Linked DNA regions of Homo sapiens: regions 2 and 3 are each linked to region 1. A link is a contact called in ENCODE Hi-C data. All regions are on one chromosome and are shown on one strand. Each heading gives the region's core, a stretch centred on a gene start or an enhancer-like site at or near the end of the contact. The rest is flanking DNA. Distances are from core to core; before and after follow the strand shown. Region 1 holds the start of GMPR (guanosine monophosphate reductase). Region 2 overlaps ATXN1 (ataxin 1). Region 3 overlaps ATXN1 (ataxin 1).

Evidence for each region. Hi-C counts contacts between places; a loop is a spot of excess contacts on that map. Pooled maps may share reads with other maps.
Region 2: a loop to region 1 is called in a pooled map, with 4 times the contacts of the local background. The contact joins the enhancer-like site here to the promoter of GMPR in region 1. A Hi-C loop is called at or near these places in 8 of 37 single-sample maps with no recorded cell type and 5 of 50 pooled maps.
Region 3: a loop to region 1 is called in a map with no recorded cell type, with 6 times the contacts of the local background. The contact joins the enhancer-like site here to the promoter of GMPR in region 1. A Hi-C loop is called at or near these places in 7 of 37 single-sample maps with no recorded cell type and 4 of 50 pooled maps.

What each region holds. Positions count from the first base shown.
Region 1 is chr6:16,236,825-16,240,196 of GRCh38, forward strand. GMPR (guanosine monophosphate reductase) reads left to right here and starts at 1,763. Exons shown (of 9, transcript NM_006877.4): 1 at 1,763-1,956. The coding sequence starts at 1,870. RefSeq lists silencers at 1,546-1,645, 1,766-1,865.
Region 2 is chr6:16,510,830-16,514,130 of GRCh38, forward strand. All of the region lies in intron 5 of ATXN1 (ataxin 1), which reads right to left. Among named protein-coding and RNA genes, the nearest start is that of ATXN1-AS1, 250 kb to the right of the region's middle. Within about 2 kb of position 1,267, at least 7 of the 41 ENCODE cell types and tissues checked have a DNase peak (open chromatin) inside an H3K27ac peak, as active enhancers do.
Region 3 is chr6:16,590,535-16,593,787 of GRCh38, forward strand. The region is part of intron 3 of ATXN1 (ataxin 1); the gene reads right to left. Among named protein-coding and RNA genes, the nearest start is that of ATXN1-AS1, 170 kb to the right of the region's middle. Within about 2 kb of position 1,462, at least 4 of the 41 ENCODE cell types and tissues checked have a DNase peak (open chromatin) inside an H3K27ac peak, as active enhancers do.

The DNA of each region.
Region 1 (3,372 bases), core at 513-3,012:
CCTTTGGGGTATAGCTAATGAAACCATGTGGGATGGGCTGAGACCTTTATCATCTTCAGACATTTGTGTTAAATTGAATATTGTGATGTATCTTTTATGGTCAGCCTTATCACATGCTAGCTCAAGGAGAACAGTTGCTAGCTCAGTTCGAGGCTGCAGAAAAATGGAAGAGAATGAAAGATGATTCTTGCCTTTGTGCAGTTAGCATTCTAGTTTGAAAATACAAACACAATGCACATAATGTAACATGTGACTACAAATCTGTAACTACCATGCATTGAGCAACTACTATGGGACAGACATTGTGCTTACATAAACACACACACTTTAATTCTCACAAAAACCAGGGAGGAGATAGGGTTAACCCCCCCTCCTGCCCCCACCCCTTTTATGAGAAAACTGAGACTTAGAGAAATTGACTCCCCTAAGGTCACCTAGCTAGACAGTGGTGGAACCAGGTTTCAAACTCAGGCAGAGATGTTCCAGGACAAAAGCAGCTTCAGTGAATAGTTGTAGCAAGTTTTAAGGACTGAGAAATTTATATTGAATTTTTCTGCGGCCTTAGGCAAGTTATTTCATTTATAGAAGCCTCGTTTTTCCTTATCTGTGAAATGGCTCTTTCTTCATTGGGTTGTTCTGAGAGTGAATGAGATGATGCATGAAGCCCGGCAGCACATTTCAAATGTATAATAAAAGGTCGGTAAGGTCAATAAGTGAATCAATGAACTCACATCACTGGTAACCCCTCGAACTCACATCACTGGTAACCCTCAGAGGGGACTCAGGCTCCTCAAATCTCAGGATCTGCGTCGACTACAGACCTCACTGTTTTTCTTAAACAAAAATCCTGAAATCCAGGCTGGGCGCAGTGGCTCACGCCAGTAGTCCCAACACTGGGAAGCTGAGGCGGGAGGATTGCTTGAACCCAGTAGTTCAAGACCAGCCTGGGCAACACAGTGAGACCTTGTCTCTTAACAACAAGTCCAAAGGGAATCATGGCCTCCACAATCCCAGTACAGCTAAACAGTTAACTGCCCACGTTCTTTTCCTTAATTCTATACAACCTCCCTGGGGTTTCTGGTTCTTTGGCAAGTGAGAGACGTGCTCCTCAACACTGGGTGAGCACACCGGGCTTGAATTTTAAAAAAGGAGAATCCGCCGGGCACGGTGGCTCACGCCTGTAATCCCAGCACTTTGGGAGGCCGAGGCAGGCGGATCACTTGAGGTCAGGGGCTCGAGACCAGCTTGGGCAATATGGTGAAACCCCGCCTCTAGGAAATAATTTTTAAAATAAGCTGGGTGTGGCGGCGTGCGCCTGTACTCGAGGAGGCTGAGGCATGAGAATCGTTTGAGCCCAGGAAGTCGAGGCTGCGATGAGCGGCGATAGCGCCACTCACTCCAGCCTGAGCGACAGTGAGACTGTCTCAAAAAAAAAAAAAAAAAAGTAAAAGCTCTCAGGGAGCGACTTTTCCCTTGGATAAGGCAGCCACACGCTAAGTCCCCTCTCCATCGGGGACCCTGGGGACAAACAGAACGGTGCGCATTTCCCTCCCCCGTCCCCATTCGGTCACTGCCACGGGCTGTACACCTGAGGGGGAAGGACGGGGGCGGCGGCGCGAGGAGGAAGGGCTTCGCCGCCAATCTGTCCCTAACCAGTCTGCCTCTCAACCCCTGCCTGAGGCGGAGGCGGTGCCCGGGGCGGGCCAAGCGTGACCGCGGGTCGGCGGGGCGTGTTTAAGACCGCGGCGTGCGCACCCGGCCCACGCCAGCTCCCGGCCGCGGCACAGCAGCCCCGGCGCTCCCCGCGCCGCCCCGCGCAGGCGCCCCCGCCCCGCCGTCGCCGCCGCCGCAGCCAGGAGCCGCTGCACCATGCCCCGCATAGATGCGGACCTCAAGCTCGACTTCAAGGATGTCCTGCTCCGACCTAAGCGGAGCAGCCTCAAGAGCCGAGCCGAGGTGGGGGACGTTCGGAAGTCGCAGTGGGGTGGGATTTTTTTTTCCGGGTGGCGCGGGGCAAGTGGGTGGAAGGGGGTGGCACCGGGTTACCCTGCCTGCTTTGGTGTTTGAGACTGGGGCGCTGCGCCCCCGTTCCCGCGCCCCAGCACCTGCCAGGACGTGAGGTGTCTTTAAGGGCGGTGATACGGGGGCCCATGAAATTCTCTACACGTCGGTCCCGTTGGGTGGCCTAGGGGAAGTTCACAGTGAAACTCGACCACAGATGAGCGAGATCCAGTGGCCAGTTGGTTTAGAAGGAATAGGGGTACGAGGGCGCTTATAGCAAGAAAAGGAAACTGGAGCTAGGGGAGAGAGGACGAGAAAAACAACTGCAGATCCCGGTGATTTTTGGCTGCGTCTCCTAGTGCTGATAATTGCTGCTGCTTTCGCTTCGGGTCCAGCGGTGGAACTTCGTGAACGCGTCTGAAAAACCAGAACCCAGGGCACAAGTTCAGGGTTTCCTTTCTGAGTTTGGCGGCCTTGCTGGCAGTGGGGCTTGGGGACTCAGCGGTACTGGACAGCCCGCGGTCCCAGCCTAGCCCTGGAGAAGAGTTTCGAAAGCTTTGGGGTGAGAGAGGTGGGGGCGAATTGGAAGCCTCGGGCATTTCCCTGGTTCTGCCTGGATGTCCTCAAATCCTAAGGAACAGGTGGAGACCGGACTGGAAATAGCCTGAGGCTGGGGGAAGGGAGGCCAGTCCCTGAAGGATAAACTAGTTGCCTGAAAGGCAGAGTGCCCCGGGGTGGTGTGCGCTGGTGACTGGCTTTGCTGAGAGCTGGAGAGGAAGGTGAGGAAACCGGACACGGTTGAAGGCTGGGGCTGAAGGAGTAAACACGAGGAGGCTGGGCCAACCTGCACAGCTCCGTCCACTCAGCTCCACAAACAAGACCATAAATAAATCCCCTCAGCAAAGAAGTCCGCTGCCCACTCCGGTGCCAGGCCTAACTGCAGTGCCTGGGGCTGCCAGCCGAGGGCTTGCTTGGATTGGGGAAGCCTCCGCGTTAGCCAATGACTAAACCAAGTGGCCTTCTGTAAGCAGCAGCATTGGCTGGTTTGGAGCCCGGCAGGACTGGAGGACGTAGGGGAGGAATGATTAAAACTTATCGCCCCAGATTGGGTGACCCTGTGCCTGTCCCTCATGACCTTTCAGGTGCTAAAGAGGGGGCCTCTCTTGGAACAAAAACAGTTTGGAGGGCAGGCCTGGGCCTCTGGAAGCATGAGCTGTAGCCAATTCCTAAGGCAAGACCAAGATGAAATAGGGGGATTCTGGATGTGCTAATAATTTGGTGGCCTCAATATTCTTTAAATATTCAAAATGTATTTAGAAGAGAGAAACTCATTTTTCAGAAAATTGGATGTTCAAAACAAAGATATACCTA
Region 2 (3,301 bases), core at 17-2,516, 270 kb after region 1:
ATGTCACCTTGGCCAACCAAATAGATCTGGGAAGATTTTGTCTTTTTATAAAGCTTGTCTATTTAAGGGTGGGAAGTCAGCAGAAAAACTGCTTGCCAATAGTACACTTCTCCCACTTTAATGAAATCGGTTGGCTGTGAAAATATGTGCATCAAAGTTTTAAAGAGTTTTCTGTCACATCCAGTAGACTTATAATACAGATTGCTACAGATGGAAGATTTATCCTCACTTGATGTAGCAACAGCACTACGTTCTTTGAACTGTAACAAAGCTTTTGATTTTTTTTTTCCCACGTGGTAGATGAATCTTAGTAAGAAAATACAGACTTGATATGACACATACTCAACTACTGTAAAGTGGGTGCTTAATTTAGTTAGGGAGAGGAAGGGGTGGAAGCTGGGGAAAGTCCTGCTTAGAGGGCACCTCACTAGCCACTAGAGGGCATTAACATGTGAATAAAATCATCCTGATTTCCAGGATTCAAACAGCAGACACCATGCATGGGAATTAATGGGGCTCTGCTTCACTCTTCCTTTCCCTTTATAAATGTCCAGAGAGCTAACAACTGCAAAGATGTGGAAGTATATCTAAACTCTTTTTATGTTTTAACACAATAGACATTTAAGGGAATAAACTTGAGCCATGCTAGCTCCAGGACTAGGATTGACATATGTTTCCTTCAGGGTGCCCGATTTCCATTCTTCAGAAGTCCACAACCTTCTGAATAACAGAGGTCTTTTCTCCCTCAGAATCAACCTAGCAACAAGTCCGAAACCTCCAAAAACTTCTCATACCTGTAATCCTAGCACTTTGGGAAGCCAAAGTGAGAGGATTGCTTGAGCCCAGGAATTCAAGACCAGCCATGTCTCCAAAACTTCCAAAAACTTCTCCAGCCTGCTTGCTAAAAATTCAAGTTGATAGTCCACCCATTGCAAAAGGATATTTCCTTCAGGAAGCAGGAGGAAGATAAGCGAGGCTGGGGAAGACTGAAGACAACAGTCCTCAGTTCTGAGGAGAATGAGCGGGAAGTGATTGATGGTCAGTCCCAGGCCACCGCCCTGCCTTAGTGGGTGTCTTTGCCACGAGGTGGCCTTCCAGGTAGCTTGGCTTCCTTCTGCACCTAAGCTTATAATGGCAAGACTAACCTTGCCTCTCCAGCCCCCATCTTTCTCCTCAAACGGTCCCTCTAATCTTTGTACATACTCATGGGTTCAATTACCAGGCAGGATGCCCTGAGGCAGCCAGGTGTTAGTTGGCAACAGAACACACAAAGGCCTCCCCGCCTCCATTCAGCGTCAGGGTGATAAAGATATCATTACCCTCAAAGCCAGCTCCTCAGAAGTTCTGCCACCACGGCAGATATGAAAGGCTTTACCACATAGTTTTCATACACAGTTCTTCTTCCTCAGAAAGCACCATTTGTTTGAGTATCCGTAAATAACTCCTACAGAAGACACAATTTGCTCTAATGTTTTGGAGCTATGGAATTTATTATGATCACAGAACCAGGAAATAGCTGAATGTGAAAACAGGAACATCTCAAATCACCCCTCAGCTCTAAGAAGAGTAACGCATTTCAAATTAAAAGCAAAGTCATTGCTGTGTTTACTGTTCTCTCTCAATGAGGGGCCTGCACTCCCAGGACAGTGTCAGCATACTTAGCTTTTCAAATACTAAATAAAAACAACAGCATCTCCAAGTTCTAAGCATTTATAAAAGGTATTCTCTTTTAAAGATAAAGACAAGTTTAGAAGGCAGGCCCCTTTTTTTGTCGCAATCGGTTAAAAAGTGAAGAGAAATAGAATGGGCTGAACAAAATATATAGCAGGCTCTGTGGTCTGCTTTTTCTAAAAGTTCTGCCCACAGATTTTCAGACACCAACAGCAACAAACAGTCATTCCCTCCCTCCTGCAAGTGAGGGTGACAGCCAATGCCAGGAGCTACAGCAACAGAAGAATGTACTTTAAAAGAGAGACAGGAGAATGGCTTAGACCCTCTACCTGCCATCACCATCACCTCCTAACCAGAAATGACAACAAGCAGCACTTTCTAGGAATTTGTTAGTGGCTGTGATCATGTGTCCTTCTTGCACTCACGTTTCTCTTTTGACCAAATATTATTTAGTAAGATGTGGTTGAGTGGCCCCTGGGAATCACCATTGAAACAGAAGGCTTTCTAAGTAAAATATCTGTTCAGTATCTGTTCTTGCAGTGCAAAGCACATTTCAAAAGTTCAGCCAACGGCTAGGAAAATGTTTGGGGCACGCAGAATCCCTTCTACGCCAACAGAACTAATCTCATGTATGCATTTTTCAGCTCCTGAGTTGAGAAGACATATTAAAAACCCAGCAACATGTTTATCTTCATTAAACAGCAAATGTCCTTTCAAACAATATACAACAGGGCAGAGATCACTGTTTGTGCTAATGGAAAGTGATCAAAAGCCCCAAGATTCTTTGGTTAGCTGACTCTGAAGCCTGCTCGTGCTTGAGTTTCTACACAAAGTACATCAAAAGAATATAGATATCACTGGAGATTCTAAATGTTTAAAGTCTCTAGGACTAGCAAGAAAATATGCTTGAAACTATAGGAAATGGGGAACAGAACATTACTGTTGACTTCCACCTTTTCCCTGTAACACAATACATTACAATCTATAAATAGCTTAGGCTGTCTGTTTAAATATGCACCTCCCCCGGAAAAGATAGAGGCTTCCGATCATCTTGCTATTTGCAAGGAATCTTACTCACAAATCAATCTAACAGGCCACGGTGATATTATGGGGATGTAAAAGGGACTGAAATGATCAAGAGCGTCACGTGTCTTCCAAGCCAAGTGGGGTCCTATGCCTTGCTGGTTTGAAGAAGTGGGAGAAACTTCATCAAGAGCAGCAACTCAGGTGTCTGTCCACCAGAGTAAGCAGGAGGTTCTGACCAGCAAGGGTAGCCTAGGGCATGGGAGGGAGGGAGACAGTGACTTTAAAGCTTTCCTGTTCTGTCACACTTCCTGCACCTCTGCCCAGAGGTGGCTGCTCCACAGACCCAAGCAGAAAGCAGACAAGAAAGGCAAGATGTCAGGAATTCTCTTCTCTCCCAGTAGCATCTTTCCTGTTCTAGCCTAAATGCAGGGGAAAAAGATTTGGGGCTGAGGCACCTCTGAATCCCAGGGAGCTCAGGAGCTCACTCTGATTCCTTGGAGCTGAAGAGTTGCTGTGTGCAAGCTGCACACAGCCGTAGCGTCTCTCATTAGACTCTCTTCTACCACTAGAGCCAGGCAGCTATGAAGAGTGACATGACCAGCCA
Region 3 (3,253 bases), core at 212-2,711, 350 kb after region 1:
GAGATTTCTATTCTCAATTCACATTTATCACTGATAAAAGATAAAACCCCAAAGCAAATCATTTTTCTGATTGAGGCTTTTCCTCAGAGATACTAGAGTTGTAGGGGAAGTATAAAAATACTAAATTCATAACATTCTTTTTTTTTTTTCTTTGAGACAAGTTCTCACTCTGTTTCCCAGGTTGGAGTGCAGTGGTGTGATGACAGCTCACTTCAGCCTCAACCTCTCGGGCTCAGGTGGTCCTCTCACCTCAGCCTCCTGGGTAGCTGGGACTACAGGCACACGCCACCATGCCTGGCTAATTTTTTAATTTTTTTTTTTTTTTGAAACATAGTTTCACTCCTGTTGCCCAGGCTGGAGTGCAATGGCGCAATCTCCACTCACCATAACCTCCGCCTTCCAGGTTCAAGCAATTATCCTGCCTCAGCCTCCTGAGTAGCTGGGATTACAGGCATGCACCACCACGTCCAGCTAATTTTGTATTTTTAGTAGAGATGGGGTTTCTCCATGTTGGCCAGGATGGTCTCGACCAGCATGTGGTCTCCCAAAGTGCTGTGATTACAGGCGTGAGCCACTGCGCCCAACTATTTTTTTAATTTTTTAGTAGAGACAGGGTCTTGCTATGTCGCCCAGGCTGGACTCAAACTACTGGTCTCCAGCAATCTTCCCACCTAGGCCTCCCAAAGAACTGGGACTACAGGTGTGAGCCACAGTGCCCAGCTGTAACCTATTCATTTACCATGAGACTATTAAACTCCTTTTAAATTGAATTATAATTCTATTCCATGGCCACAGCTATTGACCAGTTTACCCTAAGTATATGGTTCTTTGCAACATAATTAAAATGAGAAGGTAGAATAGACAAAACCAAAAAAGTCTTAATTTGATCATTTTTATTTAAATTTACTATTAATTTCATTACCATGATGCTTATGTTTGCGTCATAACATCTGATGGAATCTTAGTAATATAAGGCAAAATTCTTTGTTCATTATGCTGGTCCTTCAATCAGGGATGTCCTCATTCATTCAAGCATTGCTCTTCCTTTAAGATTCAGCTCGATGTCACTTCCTTTGTGACATGCTCCCATACATATTGTATTTTCCCTGCCGTGTAATGATCTGTCTCCCTTTCTAGACTATGAGCTCCTTAGGGGCCCCAGCGAGGTCTCTGTATTTTTCATAACAAACTGCACAATTCTTTGCACAGAATATACTCTCAGTAAACACTGGTTTGATGTGTGGGTGAATACACACACTTTGATACTCTTATGACTATGGTGAAAAGGCCACTAATTGTGATTTCAACTTAAAGGTTAAAGCCAAAAAAAATCCATTTTTTAGTGAAATGAAACTCTTAGCGTTTTCACTTCCAGATGCATCAGCATTACATAAAAGATGTTGAAACTATTTTAAAAAATAGTCATGCTGCGCATTTTCCTGTCTGAGAATTAGACTGAAAATACCAAATTCCCCAGGGGCCCCTGGGTGTTCTAAAGACAAATGTTCAGTTAGCTATTGATTCCATGCACTCATTTAATGGAAATCCGGAGTAAGACTCAACCTCCCCACCACCAGCCTGTCACTCATTATTCTGCTCAGCTGTTTCAGAATAAGCGACGACTCCCGGGAGAGCTCTGCCCCCCTCCCAGTACTGGCCAGCACTTCAGTGATGATGAATCCGAGCAGCAGAGAATTTCAGTACTCAAAGCAGCAGAACATCAGTCCCAACTTACATTTTCCACTTCCATTGTCATTCTTATTCCTATATGGGCTTATTTCTCACATATCCACCTTTGATTTTTCAAGATCGAACCTTTGAAAAGGTGAGGGCCTGGCTGCCTAACATATTACATCATCACGCATATGCCGGACTCCTGCCTCACTCAGAAGACCACGTGTTGCTCAGAAAAGAAAGGTGGGCACCAAAAGAACAGGTTTCTCATAATATCCTACCCAGGCCCACAGTTAGACGTATTAGTCACTGTTGGGACAATGAATATGGGTTTTCCAAGAGGTGATCAAGCCTTTACTTGATGGATTTTCTTTTCTCCACGCCCCAAGATTTTCTAGGCTTTTGGTAGGAAGCACTATACAGAAAGCACCCACGTCTCCTAGCTGATTCTGTGTCTGGAGTTGGTTCCTTCTGGTGGGTTCGTGGTCTCGCTGACTTCAAGAATGGAGCCGCTAACCTTTGCGGTGACTGTTACAGCTCTTAAAGATGGCACAGACCCAAAAGACTGAACAGCAGCAAGATTTATCATAAAGAGTGAAAGAACAAAGCTTCCACAGCTGGAAAAGAATCTGAGCAGGTTGCACTGGTGGCTGGTGCGGGTGGGGGTGGGGGGTTGGGGGGGGCAGCTTTTATTCCATTATTTTTCCCGTCCATGTCCTGTTTCTGTCCTATCAGAACGCCCTTTTCTCAATCCTCCCCATGATTGGTTACTTTTAGAACCCTGCTGATTGGTCCATTTTACAAAGTACTGATTGGTGCATTTTACAAATCTCTTGCTAGCTACAGAGCACTGACTGGTGCATTTTTACAGAGCACTGATTGGTGCATTTTACAAACCTCTTGCTAGCTACAGAGCACTGACTGCTGCATTTTATAATACCCTTGGAAGACAGAAAAGTTCTCCAAGTCCCCACTCGACCCAGGAAGTCCAGCTGGCTTCACCTCTCAATTCCACTCAGTAGTTACTGTCAGCCTCCCCCTAAAACCTCCACCACTCAAGGAGCGACACTGTCAGAAGCAGACCTTCTAATTACTCCTGTGTGATCTCAAGCCCCCTCCCTGGGGACTATGGAAAGAGAATGTTAGGAAATAGAGATGGAAAAAACAAGCCATAATTCTGACATGCTATCACTTTAAAAATATTTCTATCATGCAATGTTTGTAACCCACAAAAGAATGCACTAACATGTACGTAACCTGTGAAGCATAAGAATAAAATGAACAGGCATACACCGACCACCCTATTTGAGAACTAGACATTTAGGGGTATTTTGATCCATCTACCTATTTGCTATTTCCCTAAGCCATCCTCCTGCCTTCTCTCCAGGGGTAACCACTATCTTAAATTTTCTATCTATCACTCTCTAAAATACATAGTTTAATTGTGCTTGATTTTAAACTTTATAATACTATCATACTGTATATAGTCTTTTGTGACTAGTTTTTTTCACACAATATTGTTTCTAAGATTTAGCCATGTTGTTACAGGTAGCTACTATAGTTCCTTCATATTCACTGC